Regions from separate parts of the Homo sapiens genome. Here region 2 is linked to region 1. Evidence: chromatin loops called from intact Hi-C (ENCODE). Cell type or tissue: heart right ventricle. All regions are shown on one strand. Each heading gives the region's core, and the rest is flanking DNA. Links, peaks and the distances in the headings are about the cores only.

The links. Peaks named below come from ENCODE experiments on the same cell type or tissue, not always from the same donor. Only the 100,000 strongest peaks of a DNase experiment are listed, where the experiment ranks them.
Region 2: it touches region 1 in a loop (2.0-fold over the local background); 16 of 110 quality-filtered maps call a loop at or near these places.

Annotation. Positions count from the first base shown.
Region 1 is chr9:75,958,035-75,968,267 of GRCh38, forward strand. The region is part of intron 2 of PCSK5 (proprotein convertase subtilisin/kexin type 5); the gene reads left to right. Among named protein-coding and RNA genes, the nearest start is that of PCSK5, 72 kb to the left of the region's middle. In heart right ventricle, for the core only: no CTCF peak of the experiment used is centred there; DNase peaks (open chromatin) are centred at 2,735 and 4,357.
Region 2 is chr9:75,900,246-75,910,478 of GRCh38, forward strand. All of the region lies in intron 1 of PCSK5 (proprotein convertase subtilisin/kexin type 5), which reads left to right. Among named protein-coding and RNA genes, the nearest start is that of PCSK5, 15 kb to the left of the region's middle. In heart right ventricle, for the core only: no CTCF peak of the experiment used is centred there; no DNase peak of the experiment used is centred there.

The DNA.
Region 1 (10,233 bases), core at 1,048-9,047:
CTCAGGTTTGTTCCAGGCGGTTATTCATTAGGAACAATGTCTGCCCTATCTATCTAACTGGGTGGTTGTGAAGCTCAAATAAGATTTAAAACCACTTTGTAAACATGAAAAGATTATGCAAAAAGTAATCAGAATGTAATGCATTCACAGTTGTAAGATTTAAGGTCTAAGTTGGGGCAAACCTACTTAGCTTTAAATGATACCTGGGTGAGAACAATCCCCTGTAACAGGCCTAGAATAAACTCAGCCTCTGACCCAATCCAGGCTCGATAGTGTTCAAGGCCTGACCTCCCTAAGCTCCTGTCTGAGTTGGAATGGAGTGCAGCTCAGGGGAGGAGAATGAAACGAGTTTATTAGGCTGTTTTACTCGGTATGCTTAACAGTGATTTACACAACCTGACTATAAAAAACAGATGGAAGGAATTCTGTTTTCTGAGTACCCATGTGTATCCATGGGTTGTGTAGCTTGGAGGCAGCTTGGTTCAGGGGAAGAGTATGAACTTTAGAGGCCAAAACCTGTGTTGAGGATCCAGGCCATTACCTGTGTAAGATTCATGAGCTTGAGACTCTCTGTGAGATAATGCACAAAGATTTTTCTTTTCCCTTCCCATGGAAGATTCTGGACCCTTGATTTGGAGTCAGAAGAACTAGTTCTGTCTCTGTCTTTCATTGACAGTGAACATTTGGGCAAACGATTTAGCTCTATGAGTGAAAGTTTCCTTCTGTATGAAATGGAAATGGTAATAATAAGAACTCAGAGTAGTGTGAAGGTTAGAGAGGTTAATTCGTGCAAAAAGCACATTGTAAACTTGAAAGCATTGTATTTATCCATTCATTCAATCAACACTACACATCCCCTGTGTCGCTTAACAAGGAATTGGTAATCTAGAGGGCTGATAGACACAGAAGCTGACATTGTGGCACACTGGCCTTCCTTCAAAGGTCTAACCTTGCAATTTGGCAGAAATAGAAACTTAGGGGACAAAATATTACAAATGACATTTTTTAGGCCTGGGAGAGGGGCAATTAATAGGAGAGCAGTGATCATTTAAGACCTGTGAAGAAAGTTTGCTCATGACAGGGAGGGAACATTGAGGAAAGAGCACACAAAATTGAATCTAGAATATCTTTCCAGAGAAGGGAAGACTCTTGAGCCAATCTTTAAGAAGAAGTTTGCCAGTGGACAAAAACATTGAAGTGGCTCAAGGACATTCTAAGGAAGAAGACTGGGGAAACTTCAGATGCAAGACAGAGAGTGGCATTGTTTAGGCCACATTTCATTGTTGCTCAAGCTAAGGTGTGTGAATATGGAGCAAGTGGGGTGAGGAGGGCCAGGCTGATGAGGTAGATACCCTAGGAACCATGTCACAGACGGCTGCTTGTTCCATGTTGACAAGCTTGGGCTCCACCTTGCATGGGTTAAGGTTTGATGTACACATGAGACTACAGGATGTCATGCTCTTACTAAAAGAGGATGCTATTGAGCCACTATGAGCTGCTCATGTAATTCGATGATCCCCCCTGCTCCCTACCCAGATTGGAGAAGTGTTTGTATTAACCCAGTTAACTTCTTGCTGAATGCCCCATGTCCAGCAGTTGTACATACTCCAGTGTGGCTGGGCTCGGGGCCGACTCTGTGGCCACGGCACAAATGGAGATATTTGCCGGTGAAACTTAAGAATCCTTATGGGAACCAAGTCCCATTGGTTTCATTTGCAGCAATAAACATTCAACTGAAAAGACTATTTATTGGATACTCACCATGTGCTGGGCACAACACTGTGCTTAGTGCAGGGGAGAAATAGGAATGAGTAAGGTATGGTAAGCTTTATGGTAAAGACAATAGCTGCCTGTTGAGTGCTCACTGTGGGTCTGTGATGGTTCCACTTAAACGTTGCAAAGCCCTCTGAGGTAGATATTGTAATTCCTATTCTATGTAGGGCAGAAGAAGCAATTTTGGACACTAGTTTGTGGAGGACCTAGGATTCAAACTCATGTGTCCAACACCAAAGTCCACATTTGTAATCCTACCTGTGTTCTATGATGGAGACAGAAGTGTAACTAACTGTATGTAAGGTGAAGACTTGGAGAGTGAAGGAGATTGAAGAAGCAACGTAGAATAGATTTTAGGTCTTTTTTCAACTGTGAAATAAAGATAAAACAGACAATTCTTTCTTCTTTTGCCTACCTTTGTTAGATTATAGGTCAGAAGACTCAGTCAGAGCAATTGTCATATTCTTACAAGCTGGAGAACTGAAGGGGAAATAAATGAAAGACTTGGAAGGAATAGGATTAGTTTGAAACAACCAGAGGTCAGGGCAGCTCAATAGTGTAGACTTCTGAAGGAGTGAGAAATCCAAAACTCTGTGGGCAGTTAATCCCTGAAAGGAAATAGGGGCTGGGGAAGAAGCAAGACAAGAGAGAGACTATCAGAGAAAAAAACTAATTTTAATATTCTGGGAAAACAGAGGGAATGTGATCATGTGAAAGGGCATGAATAAAGAAAAACAGCTGAAGAACAAAAGGAAATTTAAGACGCCAAAGATTGTAAATTAAATCTTATTACTATAAAGGCCAGTTTACACTTTTTCTATATCACAGGGTTGCATTTATTATTCCCTAAATTTATATTTATAGAAGAGAAGGCCAGAGATGAGCATCGGCTCTCCTTCGTGCTCCAGCCGTGCTCTACTTATTAACATTCGACAGCTGTTTCCCGAGTGCCTGCCAGGAGCTCAGTTCCTGAGAGGCTCTGCCATAAATTATACTCTTCCAGAATTTGAGAGTGAAAAGGAGTGCAGATGACACCAGGGCAACAGGCTTGAGTTCAGTTGTCCTGGTCAAATGGGCACATCTGGCTACCCTGTACAGTGATGAAGAAGGCTCTCTCCAGAAACCAAGTAGATGACTCTTCTATAAGGAAATTGAAATGATGTCCACAATTAGTTAGAATGAAAAGTGGAAAGAGGTAAAGTACCAGAGGAATGGCATCAAGTAACATCTGCCTGGAAGGAAGATGGCTTCTTGCTAATCAAACAAAAGAGCTGTGTGGCTTAGCAGTGTCCCTGATTCTATCAGCTACTGTTGCTACTGAACTGAGTCCTTGTGATTGAGCTGAACCTGAAGTCCAGGTCACTGCATCGGGTGCCTCTTATGTAGCTTCACCTCTGACTGGTGGCCCAGCCCCTGGGGCTGGTGCATCTCTACATGAAAGTGATACAAAATGCCACTCACTTGCTACAAAGTGATTTAAGCTCCTGAGGAAATCTATGAAATTTAAGGCCTTTCAGTCAATTGGTGCCAAGAGTAATTTCCTTACACTTAATTGATGAAATGACCAATATTGTAAAATGTTTGATACATTTGTTCTCTCATTTAATCATTCAAATCTGACTCCTGAATATGGCAGCCGCTAACCACTGTGGCCATTGTGTGCTTGGCATGTGGCTAGTACGTCTGAGGAACTGGATTTTTAATTTCACTTAATTAAATTGTATTAACTTTAAATTCAAATTTTACAACTGACACTTGACTTATTAGAACATGTTTAAGTATGTTTGATATGATTTGGGTATATGAACCTATTTCAACTGTCAATTTTATGAGATCTAAATGCAGATCAAATATCTCTGGTGAAAACTTGGCATCCAAACTGAGATGTGCTGTAAGTGAAGGACACAGCTGATTTTAAAGGCAGAGAACGTAAAATAGCTCATTAGTAATTTTTATATCGCCTACATGATGAAGTGATAATATTTTGGATATGCTGGGTTAAATAAAGCATATTGTTAAAAAATCATCTCAACTGTTTCTTTTTGCATCTTCAATGTGGACACTAGTAAATTTAAACTAGCACGCCTTGCATTCTCTTTTTGTTGGACAGCACTAATTCTGGTATTGATTATCTGCTGTATCCCCGGCGCTGTGCTCACCATGGGCAGTAGGGATGGAGGCTGTGAGGTTACTGCCCAGGTAGAGTACAGGGTTCCTGTGCGGGTATGGAAAATAAACAGATAAACATAAATAACCAGCATGGATTGGGATTGTGGTGAGCACTAGAAGGCAGGTCTGCAGGGTGGTGCTCAAGTAACTGGGGGAGGGGGCCACGTTGAGAGAGTGTGGTCAGGGAAGACCTCTCTGAGTGGAGTTGAGGATTGGGAGGAGCTGGGAAGGAGCATGGGTGGTTTCTCAGAAGAGGAGGCCTTTGATGTGGGCTCTGAAGGGTGGATATGTCGTTCTTCCTTTAGCTCATTCAGAAAGACTTCTTCAGCTCCTGGGTCAAAAGGAGGATGTGGAGAAAGCGCTTGGCTTCACACCAGGCCTGGCAACTCGGCAGGTGCAGATCCAGCTGGGCCAGGGGCCAGGCAATCAGCGAGCACATGGGGTGAGAGTCTTGGCAGATTCATCCTGGAGCCAGCTGGATGTTGAGGGCTAGGAATGCGGTAGAGTGGCTCTTTCATAAGAATCAAAACTGTTGCATTTTGACAACTGGGTATTTGCAGGAGAACAGATAGTAGGTTTTAAATTGTGGTGCTGGAGTGTGTGCCTGGCTCCACTGTGCAGCCTAACCTTGAAAAGAGGCAGGCTGAAGTAGACACTCATTGTCATCTGCTCACGGAGCTCTCAGCAGAGATTTGGAAGCTGATCGAGAACCAGCATTTGTGATGGGCACACATAATTTGGCCCATCTGTACACTGTGGCCACATCAGTGAATTCACTGATGTCAGGAAGACATCACACCCAAGTGGCTGGCGGAAATTGAAATGGGACCCACAGAAGTGCTGAGTGGCAGCACAGCCCTGAATGGGCCTCTGCGCACACCCAGAGCTGGTCCCCTCTTGCTTCATAAGACACTGTGTGTGTGTTGGTTAATCGCATGGGTTCTGGAGTCAGATCTTGCCTGAATTCTGCTTTGCCAATCACTAGCTGTGGGAACATGGGCAAAGAATGAAACCTGAGTCCCAGTTTCCTCATCCATAATAATGTCATTTACATGATGCCAACCACACTCCTAATACTGTTGTATGAATAAATTATAGCTATTATTCTTATTAGCATAATTTTTTATTCTCCTTTTTCTTTCTCTTTTTAATTACCATATAAAAGCAAAGTTAAAAGATCAGATTGGGCCACGGCTCACAGGTTAGCATTTGGGGATACTTTATCCAACAAGAGAGAGAGATGGCTCTACTAACATACCACTCTGGGGAAAAATAACATAATCTTGGCTCTTCTGGGCTTCAGGCTTTGGCAGACCTGTGGAAATCACAGCTTTCCTCTAAAATTATTCTCACATTTTCAATTCTAACAATTTATGGTGAAAATCTAAGGAACTTTTGTGTTTAAAATAAGCAACTTGGAAGAATAAGAATTATAGAGCGGCATCTTCACCTGAATCATTTTGTTGACAGTGTCTGCCACATACAGCCTCTTGACATTTAGTTTTCCTGTGGTTTTTAGCCAACTTAAAGAGGTGTAGACTTCATGCCAGGTGTGGGCTGGGGGTAGTGTTAGAGCATTTGTTTGAGTTCGTTTTTACTTTTGGTTAAAAAATAATTCAGCTGGCTGGGCACAGTGGCTCATGCCTGTAATCCCAGCACTTCGGGAGGCCGAGGCGGGCGGATCACGAGGTTAGGAGTTCGAGATCAGCCTGACCAACATGGTGAAACCCCGTCTCTACTAAAAATACAAAAATTAGCCGGGCATGGTGGCACGCTCCTGTAATCCCTGCTACTTGGGAGACTGGGGCAGGAGAATTGCTTGAACCCAGGAGGCAAAGGTTGCAGTGAGCCGAAATCGTGCCATTGCACTCCAGCCTGGGTGACAGAGCGAGACTTCGTCTCAAAAAAATAAAAATTAAAAAAAAAATTCAGTCACCGTATACCATATAGTGGAAAAAGCAGAGGCTTAGGAGTGGGTTCACATCCCAGCTCTGCACATTTTTACGTGGCCTTGGACACTTTGCTTAACCTTTTTGAATCTCAGTTTCTCTATCTGGAAAATGGAAACAACATCCAACTGCTTCTTTTGTTGAGAGGATTCGAAGCTATGTAGGGAGAGTATCTGGACTGTCATTGTGGTTCTTGGTGAGCACATTTGATGACACTTTCTGCTGCATCGTTTTTTTTCCTCAAGAGAACATGCTCAATTGTGTATATGGGTTCAAGAAGGCACTGGCCAGAATACCAGGGAAATCTAAATTCCATACTTAGGTAGCTCAGATCATAACTGGGTGAAAGTTCTTTGGCCAGAACACCAAGTCAGAGTTCTAAAAATATCTTATATTATAATGTTTTTCTTTTTTAATTTTTTTCACTCAAGACAGTGAATATTTAATTGCTTGACTAGTGTGCTTACATTGAGAGTATTCTAGAACCCTCTTTCTGACATTATCTTAATGTTTTCAAATATTTAACCACACCTTGAGATAAAAGCAATGAAATAAAGCTTGTGTTTAGGACACAGTTGAAAAAAACATGCCAACAACGCAGTGAGTTATGGGGCAGCTAGCACCACCCCACCTGCCTTCCGTAAGCGGAGAGTCTGTGCTTTGCACCTGGGATGTTTGTCCTTGATACTTGATGGTTACTAGGTGTGTGCATGTTGATGTATGGGTGAGGGAATAAAGCCCATGAATGCCAATGTATGACTAATAGCAGTAGAATTTTGGTTTGATGAATGCCTTTGTTAATTCATGGTCCATTTCAACTTCATGTATTAATTAAGTGCTCATTGCGTATCTACTATATAGGTGTAACAAGGCTATTTCCTTGTAGGCCATATTCCAAATCAACAATTTGTTTAGGAAGCCAAAACTTTGTTTTAAATAGCATCTTTTCTCTTCATGCCAATGGCGGGGGTGGGGGAGCATTAATCCATATTGGTTCAATTCCATGTCAAAGCCAAGCATCAAGGATTAGACCGTGAAATGGTGGTGGAATAGTAGTCCAGAGGCAGGCCTGAGGGGGAACAGACCTTTCCTATCACAAATAAGTTGTGATACCACTTGGATTCATGTTCTTTGCTTGTCAAATGAAGGGTTTGAACTGGAAGATCTCTTAGATCCTGCCCCAAAGGCAAAGCATCTGTGGGAGGACACAAGAGGCAGCCAAGTGAAGCAATTTGTAGGCCTTTAGTACGCACTGTATTAGGGTTCTCCAGGGACCCAGGGCCAGTAGGAGATATACATCTCCTGTTTACATCCTATATATGTGTATGTGTGTATATGTGTGTGTGTGTGTGTGTGTGTGTGTGTGGAGAGAGAGAGAGAAAGAGAGATACTAATTATGAGGAGTGGATTCACTTGATTACAGAAGCTGAGAGAGGTCCCACGATTTGCGTCTGCAAGCCAGAGACCCAGGAAAGCCAGTAGTGTAATTCCAGCCTGAGTCCAAAGGTCTGAGAACCAGGGGAGCCACTGATGGAAATCCCAGCCCTAGGGCAGAAGACCAGTGCCCCAGCTCATGCAGGCACGTGGGAAGGGAATGCATCCTCCCTTCTTCTGCTTTTTGTTTTATTCAGGCCATCAGTGGATTGAGTGATGCCCACCCACATTGGGGATGGCAATTCATTTTACTGAGCCCACCAATTCGATGCTGATCCTATCCAGAAACACCCTCACAGTTATACCCAAAGAGAGTATTTAATCCGGGCACCCTGTGGCCTAGTCAAGTGGGCACATAAAATTAATTATCATACTGCCTATTGGTGACTTTTTTGGTAAGGCTATTTCCCCCATTCTTAGGTCTATGAAGTAAAAATTAATGAATGTAGAAAGCCAGTTGTTTGCTTTTTCAGTCACTGATTCCAAAATAAGAGGGGATTCTTGGGAAGAACAATATCCTAAACTCTGCAACCACCACCCGAGGGCTACAGATTACTAGCAGTGATGTGGTTTGTAATTGGGAACATGGACTAAGTTCAGCAGCATGTGAGCTATCAGGGACACATTATAGACAGATATACCAGAGGGTAGATGAAAGGTGTCATAAGGTAGACAAGTCCAGTGCAAGGATCAACACACTTCAGGGTGTGTTGCCCTTAGATGCTGTGTTGACCTCTCTTGGCCCTAAGCCCTTGTGTCAACCGGTGTCTCTAGGAATCACTCTGAGGTTAACACTTTGGGTACGTACTAACCTATACTGAGGCAGGGCTAGAAAGGGTACTCAATACCCCACACTGGAGGCATGTCACAAAAAGGAACAATCTCTTCAGAAGTCAATCTTGACAGATTGTGTATTGGTGGGGACTGGCCCAAATGCCTGTCGGATATTTCTTGCAATGGTGACTGTGAAACAAAAACTCTACTGTATTTTGAACAGTGTGTAGCAGCATCAAATTGGAAAATGACATCATGGTTGTCAGCTGAAGTGTCTCCCCTCAACAATAACTTTTTAAGATCTACTTACAAGTAGGTTATTTATTGGATACATTGCCCATAAGGAGAGCAACTTGCCATCCCAATCTCATGGGAATGTGCTCTTGAAAAAAGTCTTTCTTCTCGCTATAGAGGTAGATCTCTTTTAGTGGTTTTACAGATTTCAATGAAATTTAATGAATAGCAGGTGAACCTACCCATGTTTTCACTTCCAGGGTGTCCACTTGACCTGTCATTAAACATATGTGACAATTTTGTAGGAAGGGTGGTAGTGGAATTGGAAGAGAACCATTTTCTACCAAATACCTATTATGTGCCCTGCACTTTGGCTCACAACAAAATGAGAAAAACAAATAAATTAGATAAGTTCAGTCACTTGGGCAGGGTCACATACTATGTAATGCTTCCTAGAATTAGATCTAGAACCATCTGGTTTTGTCCATCCTATTTCTACCACAGTGTATGTTGTGAAAAACCCTTAAGCACTTTATGTTAAAGTTATATCTTTAACATAAAGGAGAACTAGTTCTGCCTCTATATGGCTTTTGGTCCTCTTGATCTGGGTCACAGGTAGCCTTAGGAAATAGTCTTCAAGGGGGGAAGGAGGTAATCCATTTCCTCTTGAATCTTACTGCAAATACAGGGTAACATTTCCACCCCTTTTTTAAGTGTTTTATTTATTTATTTTTTTCTTTAATAATATCAACTTCTATTTTACTTTAGGTTCAGGGGGTGAATGTGCAGTTTTGTTACATGGGTATATTGCCTGATGCTGAAGCTTGGGGTATAATTGATCCCATTATCCAGGTAGTGAGCATAGTGCCCAATAGTTACTTTTTCCGCCCTCTAGTAGCCCCCAGTATCTGCTGTTGCCATCTTTATGTCCATGAGTACCCAATGTTTAGCTCCCACTTGTAAGTGAGAACATAGCGGCATGTGGTTTTCTGTTCCTGCATTAATTTGCTTAGGACAATGGTCTCCAGCTGCATCCGTGTTGCTGCAAACGACATGATTTCATTCTTTTTTGTGGCTTTATAGTATTCCATGGCGTGTATGTGGAGAGCAACATTTTCTAATGCAGAGCCTGGAAGCAGCTATGATGTACCTTAAGGGAACAGCTTTCACAAACAGTCCTTGAGGATTAAGCTTGGGTGCCTATTTTCTGTGTTGTTGGCCCATTTCATACAATGCAGTTTAGTGGTAAGAGCATGCTAAAGCTTTCAAAAGGTTGCCTGATAGAACATTTTAGAACATGAAGGGACCAAGGGGATTCCTCTGTTGCTAAAGACATGTCATTTGGTATTCTAATAACTCCCTCACTGGGCTGTGAGCGCCTCAAGGGCAGTGCCCAGCCTTTTTTTTTTTTGAGTCAGAGTTTCACTCTTGTTGCCGAGGCTGGAGTGCAATGGTATGATCTCGGCTCACCACAACCTCCGCCTCCCCAGGTTCAAATGATTCTCCTGCATCAGCCTTCTGAATAGCTGGGATTACAGGCATGCGCCACCACGCCTAGCTAATTTTGTATTTTTAGTAGAGACGGGGTTTCTCCATGTTGGTCAGGCAGGTTTCAAACTCCCGACCTCAGGTGATCCGCCCGCCTGGGCCTCCCAAAGTACTGGGATTACAGACGTGAGCCACTGCGCCTGGCCAGGGCCCAGCCTTTTATAGTTAACTGCCAGCAATTAATAAGTTATCTTCACTGATCCAGGGAGTCAGAGGGATGTTGTTGATTCACTGATGCAACACTAGTGCCTAGCACAGTGCCTGGCACCTGATTGTGCTGAGTAAATGTGTGTTGAATCGAGTTGATTTGAAAGCTTAGCAAGGAACAACTGTGTCCAACAAGTGTTGAAGG
Region 2 (10,233 bases), core at 1,368-9,367, 57 kb before region 1:
CCTCAGTTTCTTCATGTGTGTAAGGGATATAATAACAAGAGTGATCCCCGCATACAATTGTTGTGAGGATGAGTTAAAAGTAGCTAGAATAGTATCTGACACACAAATACTCTGTAAATGAGAGTTATTATATCTTGTTTAAAATTTTTTTGGCCAGGTGAAGAGGCTCATGCCTGTAATCCCAGCACTTTGGGAGGCTGAGGGAGCTGGATCTCTTGAGGCCAGGAGATCAAGACCAGCCTGGGTAACATGGTGAAACCCTGTCTCTACTAAAAATACAAAAATTAGCCAGGTGTGGTGGTCTGTGCTTGTAGTTGCAGCTACCCGGGAGGCTGAGGTGGGACAGTTGCTTGAGCCCGGGAGGCTGAGGCATCAGTGAGCCGAGATCATGCCACTGCACTCCAGCCTGGGTGACGGAGCGAGACTCTGTCTCAAAAAAAAAAAAAAAACAAACAACTTTTTTTTTTTTTTTTACCCTGCAGTAAATCGGTTCACCCCATTTGTTTTTTACCTCCCCATTCACTCTCAAACATGTCCAAGTTTGGAAGATAAATGATGTAGTCATCCCAATTGTATGTGAATTTGTGTGTGTGTGTCTAATTACACACCTATCCTTCCACTAGCTGGTGAGCTTTTTGAGAGGGCAGTGCCTCATTCATGATTGTATCCCCAGCACCTAGAACAGTGTGTGGTACAGGAGAAACACAGTGAGCACGTGGGCAGGGGGCATGCAGGGTGTAAGTAAAGAGGGATAAAAAGTCCATCTGGAAAGGAAGAGAAACGTTGGTGCCTCAGACTAAAGAGGAAGGAAGGGCGAGTGGCGAGTCAGAGGAATTCCGCTGAGGAGGAAAGGAAGTATAGAGTGGCCTCAATCTCAGTCACTTAAAAGGATTATAAATCATTCTATCATAAAGACACATGAACACGTATGTTTATTGCAGCACTATTTACAATAGCAAAGACTTGGAACCAACCCAAATGCCCATCAATTATAGACTGGATAAAGAAAATGTGGCACATATACACCATGGAATACTATGCAGCCATAAAGAAGAATGAGTTCATGTACTTTGCAGGGATATGGATGAAGCTGGAAGCCATCATTCTCAGCAAAGTAACACAGGAACAGAAAACCAAACACCACATGTTCTCACTCATAAGTGGGAGCTGAACAGTGAGAACACATGGACACAGGGAGGGGAACATCACACACTGGAGCCTGTTGGGGGTGGCGGGAAAAGGGAGGGAGAGCATTAGGACAGATACCTAATGCATGCAGGGCTTAAAACCTTGATGACGGGTTGATGGGTGCAGCAAACCACCATGGCACATGTATACCTGTGTAACAAACCTGCATGTTCTGCACATATATCCCAGAACTTAAAAAAAAAAAAAAAAAGATGAAGACCACCTGTGGCAAGTTGGAGCAGCGGGAACTGGAGGAAATGGATGTCTGGATACTTCAGTATTTTGGAACACTTTTAGGAAATGCTGATAACAATTAATGATTGATGACTATATAAAAATGTACCAAATAGCAATGAGGTTATTTGCTGCTTGTCCTTAGCCATTGCGCAGTGAGTAGTGATTAAATGAGTGAGTGAAAAAAGAAAAAATGAACCAGTCTGTATTGTTTTGTGCCTTTCTCATGAATGTTCAGGAGCCTGAGATTAGAAAAGGACAAAACAGGCTGGGCGTGGTGGCTCACGCCTGTAATCCCAGCACTTTGGGAGGCCAAGGCGGGCAGATTACCTGAGGTCAGGAGTTCGAGACCAGCCTGGCCAACATGGCAAAACCCCATCTCTACTAAAAATACAAAAATTAGCGGGGTGTGGTGTCGAGCGTCTGTAATCCCAGCTACTCAGGAGGCTGAGGCAGGAGAATCGCTTGAACCCAGGAGGTGGAGGTTGCAGTGAGCCAAGATCGCGCCACTGCATTTCAGCCTGGGTGACAGAGTGAGACACCATCTAAAAAAAAAAAAAAAAAAAAAAAAAAAAAGAAAAGGACAAAACAAGGAGTTTGAATTTACCAGAGTAAGAGAGAAGGCGAAAGAAGACTCTGGGAAACTAGGAGGCAAACAGTTCTTGAATATAAAAGGTGCCACTTCTGAAGTGGTTGACCATAGTCTGTGAGGAAGGTGGTGGGGCCAAAATAGGACTACTGGACCAATGGAATAGGGTGGCCATAGCGGCTTTACAAACAAAAGAAAAATGGATGGCCAGCTTGATAAGAGTGGTAGAAGCAGAAAGATGAGAGCCAACCCAGAGAGTATTTTTATTTTTTTGTAAGCTACTAGCTAGAGTTGTTCTGCTCAATGATAAGGTCCAGGGTATGGAGATGCAGGTGAGACGACCAGGCAGAGAACAGGCGAAGTCTAATGGGTTGGAAAGAGTCAAGAAACAGAGGCTGAAGTATTTGAGGGGTTATCAGTGCGTGGAAGAAGAGGATTCCAAGCAATTTGTGCTGATATGTCCACTGGGCAGATAAACATGAAGCTTACCCCGTATTTCATTCTCTTTGGATAAATGTAGGTATTATCTCTGCTTTACACATCTGTGTGCTATTATTTGCACTGCAGGTCCCTTACCAACTTAAGGGATAAAGACAGACACATGGATGATTGCTTTCAACTCCCATATTTGGTTTAAAAACTGAAGATCGTGTTGAACACTGAATATAGAGGGGACAGTGGAAACAGAGAATGTAAAACCAGGACACAATATTTAAGGATGATTTTTTAAAATGGTCTATACTATCTCACATTTTAGGTTGACTTTTAGCTTAGGTTGTCACATAGTCTACTTTCCATCTCAGTATTATAACAGATAATTATAACTATAATTTATTCACATTTCATGTATTCTGCCCTTTAAATACGTATTTTATATAGTACAACAAAGCTGTGTTCTGAACATGCCTTTCATGTATTCTTAGCCTAAACTTTACTACCTTATAGGAATACAGATAAGTTTTAAAATGAGTCTTTAAAATTATTTATAGATTGCTCTATCACATATAACATTTTTAGATTGCTCTATATAATAGATTAATCTTGTTTACATTTGTATGGTAATCTGATTGTTAATTGAGGTTAGCATCACAAAAGAAGTATTTAAGTTTCTATTTTAATTTTCTATACATTATCTGAGAGGTTAATTCTATCCTGGGAAAATTACATTTTGGATACCATGCCAGCATTGAACCTAGTTAAGATTTGAACCTAGTTAAAAGCAAGTCTTTCCTTGATGCCTTTCCCAGTATAACAAACTGTTTATATTCTGTCTCTCTCTGTATGTGTATGTGCATGTGTGTATATATGTGTGTGTGTGTATATATATATATAAAATATATATTATATATATATATTATATATATATATAAAATAAGTATTTAAGGGATGATATTTTTGTAATAAGTTCTTAAGGTCTGGTATTTTTCTATACTGAGAAGCTCTTACAGCTGTAAAAATATACCAGATCTCTGTATATCCATGTTCCCATGCTTGTACCTTGTTTTCTCTGGTGGGAGATCCTCAACCAAAATAAAGCTGGGTAGTCTGAATACAGAGCAGGGAGGGGAGATCATCCCAGGGCCTATAATTTTATAAGCAAATATCCATAATGTAAATTTAGAAAGATACTGCCTACTCATCCTGTGCCTATTCTAGTTTCATTTAACTAATATGTTTGTGTGTCAGTGGGAACCCCATTCATCAATTTCGAAGTTTCTCAAAGAAAACAAAATTGTAGGCCACTTAGGATTTATTACAGGCTAGCTTCCAGCAAGACCTTTTTTTCTTTATTTTTAACTATGGGGCGTCTTTCAATTTGGTGCTCACGGACCAATTTGCCAAATGCTGCATTCTTTGACTCATCACGGGATGATGTCATTGCTCCTGGGCTGGTTGGACAATGCTGGGAACCAGTGAAGGAAACTCAAAGCTGAAAACAGGTGACTTGAGTCACCCTTCTAGATCCAGCCCTGCCATGAATTTGTCACATATTTATGAGCCAGTCACAGGTTTCCTTTGTCATAAAAGATTAATTCTATTCATTGTTTTATTTAAAAAATAGTTGTTGAGGGACACCGTGAAGAAAGTGAAAGGACAACCCACAGAATGGGAGTAAATATTTGCAAATCATATCTGAGGAAGACTTGTACCCAAAATATGTAATGAATTCTCACTCTCAATAATAAAAGACCAATTTCTCAATTAAAAATGGGCACAAAATATCTGAGTAGACATTTTTCCAAAGCACATATGCAAATGGGCAAGAAGCACATCTAAAGATGTATAACATCATTAGTCACCAGGGAAATGTAAGTCAAACCTCAATAAGCTACTGGTTTACACTCACTAGGATGGCTATAATAAAAAAGACAGATCATTACAAGTGTTGATGAGAATGTGGAGAAATTGCAATTCTCCAATTTACAATGGGAATGTGCTAATGGGAATGTAAAGCTGTGAGACCACTTTGGAAAACTGTCTGGCAGTTCCTCAAAAGGTGAAACATACAGCTACTCTATGACCCAGCAGTTCTCTCCTAAATGTATACCCAACAGAAATGAAAACATTTGTCCACACAAAATCTTGTAGATAAGTGTTCATGCCATCATTATTCACAGTAGCCAAAAAGCAGAAACAATCCAACTGTCTATCAACGGATAAATGGATACAATTTGGTGTATTCATATTAATATTATGGAATATTTTTTCACAATGGAAATGAAGTTTTGATACATGCTACAATGTAGATGAACCTTGAAAATATTATTCTAAGTGAAAGGAACCAGTCACAAAAGGCCACATTATTGTATCATTCTGTTTATATAAAATGTCCGGATTTAGCAAATCTATAGAGACAGAGGGTAGATTTGTGGTTGGGTAAGGCTGGAAGGGTTGGTGGGAAATGGGGAGTGGCTGCTAATAGGTATGAGATTTTTTGGGAGGTGATGAAATGTTCTAAAATAGATTGTTGACCTGGCTCACTGGCTGTTGCCTGTAATCCCAACACTTTGGGAGGTCAAAGTGGGAGAATCACTTGAGGCTAGAAGTTCAAGACCAGCCTGGGCAATAAAGTGACACCTTCTGGTCTCTACAAAAGAAAAAAATAAAAATAAAAAATTAGCAGGGCATGGTAGCCTGTAGTCCCAGCTACTTGGCAAGCTGAGGCAGAAAGAGGGCTTGAGCCCAAGAATTTTGAGGATGCAGTAAGCGTAATGGTGCCACTGCATTCCAGCCTGGATGACAGCAAGACACTGTCTCAAAAAATAATAACACTGATTATGGTGATTTTTGTACAACTTTGTAAACATACTAAAAACAATTTAATATTCTGCTTGAAAGCAGGGATCCCTAACCCCCAGGCCATGGACTGATACGGTCCGTGGCCTGTTAGGAACCAGGCTGAACAGCAGGAAGTAAGGGGCAGGTGAGCCGCTCCACTTCCTGTCAGATCAGTGGGGCCGGTAGACTCTTGTAGCAGGGCGAACCCTGTTGTGAACTGTGCATGTGAGGGATCTAGGTTGCGTGCTCCTTATGAGAATCTAACTAATGCCTGATGATCTGATATGGAACAGTTTCATCCCAAAACCATTGCCCCCTCCCCTGTCCATGGAAAAATTTTCTTCCGTGAAACCGGTCCCTGGTGCCGAAAAGGTTGGGGACCACTGCTTTAAATGGGTGATTTGTTTGGTATGTGAATTATATCTCAGTAAAGCTGTTAAAATAGTTATTGAGTACCTATTTTATCAGCCATTCTACTAGGCACAATACAATTACATTTGTCTGCTCACACGGTGCTTGCGTTATAGTGGGAGGAGACAAGCCATAATCCAGTAATGACATGAGTAAAATTATTTCAAATTATGATAGGTGATGTTGGAAAGCAACATGTTAGTAGACTAAAGTGTGACCAAGGGTGAGAGAACTCATTTAGTTGGTCAGGGAGACTCACTGAGGAGGAACACTTGAGCAGATACCTATTTTTTTTTTGAGACAGAGTCTCCCACTGTCGCCTAGGCTGGAGTGCAGTGGCGCAATCTCGGCTCACTGCAGCCTCCGCCTCCCGGGTTCAAGCAATTCTCCTGCCTCAGCCTTCTGAGTGGCTGAGATTACAGGTGTCTGTCACCATGCCCGGCTAATTTTTTGTATTTTTAGTAGAGATGGGGTTTCTCTATGTTGGTCAGGCTGGTCTCGAGCTCCTGACCTTGTGATCTGCCTGCCTCAGCCTCCCAAAGTGCTGGGATTACAGGCGTGAGTCACTGCGCCCAGCCGCAGATACCTAATTTTAAGAAAGCTCCAACCACATGGTAGTCTGGAGTCAGATGAGGTCTTTGTAAAGGAGATGGCAAATGCAAAGGCCTCTGAGGAAGAGAAGGTCAGAACAGTGTAAATGGAGACTAACAAGGAAGAAGAGGTGGAGCTTGAGATTAGAGAGGATCATCTTAAGGCTTAATTTTGGTGATGTCATTTCCCTGTTCAGAAGCCACCAGTAGCTCCCATTTGCCTATTGCATTACAATGGATTCCTTCTCTGGGCTTTTAAAGGCCTGTACCTACTTGTCCTGAAATAGTTTTTCCATCATTTCTCCTACTCATTCCCTTGATAAAGCTAGACCTTCCTATTGTTCCCCAGATATTACGCTCAATGCTTTCCTGTTGCTCTGTCAGTCTTTCCACCTGAACTATTCACCTGATCCATTGCTCTTCTGGAAATTTTATCTCTTCTTGAAGGCACCTCTCAAATGTCAACTCTTGTCTATGGCCATACTATGCTGAATGCGCCCTGTCTCATTAAATATCACCTCTTTACCTATATTTTGCTCTGGAAGTATACGTAAAATGTAGGTATAGGTAAAATTGCTCTGATTTTTAACTTCATTGACTTGCATAATAGCTTGCCCAGAATTCTCTTAGGGAATTAAATATAGTTAAGTTTGTCCTTTTTTTTTTCGGTCTACAGGGACTTAATTATTACTCTGTAGCATATAGCATAGTGTCTCACTGTGTATACTTAGTCATTAAATATTGGTTGAATTCTAAAGTATTTTGCAGACATGGAACGTACGTAAAATGTAAAATAATGTGAACACTGGAGAAAAAGTACAAAAAATTCTATATAGTCAAGAATGAAATCAGTAGTGCATTGTTTATTCTATAAAGGGGTATGGTAAAAAGCAGTGTTCTAGGATTGATGAGTCATTTGTGTGTGGATTCGAAAGTCCAGGCTTCCTGGGAAATAGCCTAGCCCTTATCTTTTAGTGTTTCAGACCTTGGCATCATTAGCAGGGTCATTCTTCTGATTTTGACTTCTATGAGCATTTTTGGTATGAAAGTCAGAGTACACAGTGTGACAGCACGCACTCCGAGAGGCAAGTCCCAGATTATCCTAGGACTATTATTGCTTCTCTGTGGATCTTGGTGAACCCTAAGGATCCTTCTGGCTGTGACCATCTCCTTGGGGTGGCAGTGAAAGTCTTTTGTCTATTGGAGCAGTGGGAAGAACAGCACAGAGTTCCCTAATGAAGAAACTGGTCAGTAGTAAGAAACAATTTCCAATCACGGGCAAATTTCACTGTTTATGTAGAAGCAATGGAAGTAGCAAAAACAGTCAGGTTTGGTGCGCGTGAAAGGTCCTAAAAGAAGGGTCCTCTGTATAAAATAAGCTGTACACTCTTGTGATGGTCAGAGGCTCATGGCAGGGCCTAGCCGGATTGGCCATTTAAGTGCCAAAACACTGAAATTAAATCCAGAGAGAAGGAGGGATTGCAGACTCTAGAACAAACAGTCATAAATTAAGCCCTGCAGGTCAGTCCTTAAGGAGTGGCTTCAGAAACATCCTTGGAGATAGGAAACAAACTCAGGACAAATAGAACAAGTATTTATTGGGAGTTAACTCCCTTTAATGATAAAGGGAACATTCTCTTGGTTGGGTGACATGGCCAGAAGCCAATCTCTCAGTAGAGATGAGTCTCCCCATTTGACCTCTCTTCTTTTATCAGATCCAAGCTGCAAACCTCCAGGCCTTCAGGCTTGGGTAGATAGAGGGAAAGGTGAATTGTATTTTCTAGGTCAGATGAAGGAGCGATGGAAAAGCTGAGCTTTCTCATGGGATATATGGTTTGAAAGTAGAGCTATTCCTTCCTCACAATTGTGATGGGCCTACTGTAGGTAAGGCCTTTGTCACTCTTATGTGGATTATTGTGCAAGTCTTACCCTGTCCCCACTGCCTCCCCCTTTCCTCTGGTCAAAAAGAATTGCTTCTTCCTCTCCCTTTTTCTTCTCTTTCCTCCTCTTCCTTCTTTAATGTTCTCAACATCATTCAACCTAACTATTTTGCCATTCTGTGCACATGAACTGGCATGTCCTGCTTTTCTGCCTCTACTCATGTCATTCTCACTGCCGGGACATCCACATGCCCAGATCTCACTATGTTCTACAAAGCCTTTCTCAGATGTCATTTCCTCAAATGAAACTTCCTATGGCTAAAACCTCCTTCGTTTAAACTCTCATTGAACCTTGTATGCTTCTTTTTATTGGCACTTGGCATTTTCATCTTACATGCCATCTATCTATCTATCTATCTATCCATCCATCCGCCATCCATGCATCCTTCTCTTTCTATTTATCTATCTATCTATCTATCTATCTATCTATCTATCTATCTATCTATCTCTCTATCTCTCTCTCTGTCTATCTATCTATCTATCTATCTATCTATCTATCTATCTATCTATCTATCCGATTTTCTCTCCTCTGCTAGATAATAATCCCCCTAAACATAGGATTTCTGGGCCGGGTGCAGTGGCTCATGCCTGTAATACCAGCACTTTGGTAGGCCGAGGTGGGCGGATCACCTGAGGTTAGGAGTTTGAGACCAGCCTGGCCAACATGGCGAAACCCTTTCTCTACTAAAAATACAAAAATTAGCCAGGTGTGGTGATGCACACCTGTAGTGTCAGTTACTCTGGGAGGCTGAGGCAGGAGAATTTCTGGAACCCGGGATGCAGAGGTTGCAATGAGCCAAGATCGCGCCACTGCACTCCAGCCTGGGTGACAGAGTGAGACTCCATCTCAAAAAAAAAAAGATAGGATTTCTGTGTGGTTCACCTTTGTGACCCAGTTGGCACCTGGAAGAGTTTTCTGTAGTTAAAATGCCCTCAGAGCTGGGTGCGGTAGCTCACGCCTGTAATCCCAGCACTTTGGGAGGCCGAGGCGGGCGAATCACCTGAGGTCAGGAGTTCTAGACCAGCCTGACCAAAATGGAGAAACTCAATCTGTACTAAAAATACAAAATTATCCAGGTGTGGTGGTGGGTGCCTGTAATTCCAGCTACTTGGGAGGCTGAGGCAGGAGAATTGCTTGAACCTGGGAGGCAGAGGTTGCGGTGAGCTGAGATCGTGCCATTGCACTTCAGCCTGGGTAACAAGAGCAAGACTCCGTCTCAAGAAAAAAAATGCCCTCAGAAAGATTTTCTAAAATGGATAAATGGAAGTGGGCAAAAACAGGCAGGGAGTAAATAAAGCCCGCAGCAGTTGTTAGTACTGTCCACTGAATGTTTCTGGTTCTCTCCCTTGGCTGTGTTATAAGATTGAATTTCCCTATATTTGGTGTTGAGCATGGCCAGGTGACTTCAGTGGCCCAGTGAAATGTGAGCAGAAGTGACTCGTGTCCCTTCATTTACAGCCAGTGAGTGACTTGTGGTGAGCTGCATCTGCCCTGTGATTGGCAGAGCTCCAGATGGTGGATGCTTCATTAGTCTGAGTCCTTGAGAGATGCGATGAGCAGCACTCCCAGCCCAGTGCACGATAGATATATAACATGAGCTAGAAATAAACCTTTTTTGTTTTAAGTCACTGAGACTCATGGGATCAGTTCACTCTAGTGGAACCTAGTCCATCTCGATAAACACAAAAGGCCAAGCTCAATAGTTTTCTCCTTAGCCTTGTGTGCAGTGTAGACTAAGATATGTGGTGAAAGGAGAGAAAAAGATTGTGATACTCTGGATAAGAACCCCGTGATGTAATAGGAAGACCCTAGTGAACTCCAGCATACATTTTGCTGATTATTCAATTGGTAATTATGTATATCCAAGAAAAAAATCAGAAGCCACTTATTAGTTATTTCCAATGTGTGTATGTGATTCTGTTGTTTGGAGATTTGCATTTCCTGAAAGAAACCCTAAAGGTCCTAGAGCTTAATTGCTCTCAGAGTTGCTTCTTTGTCCTC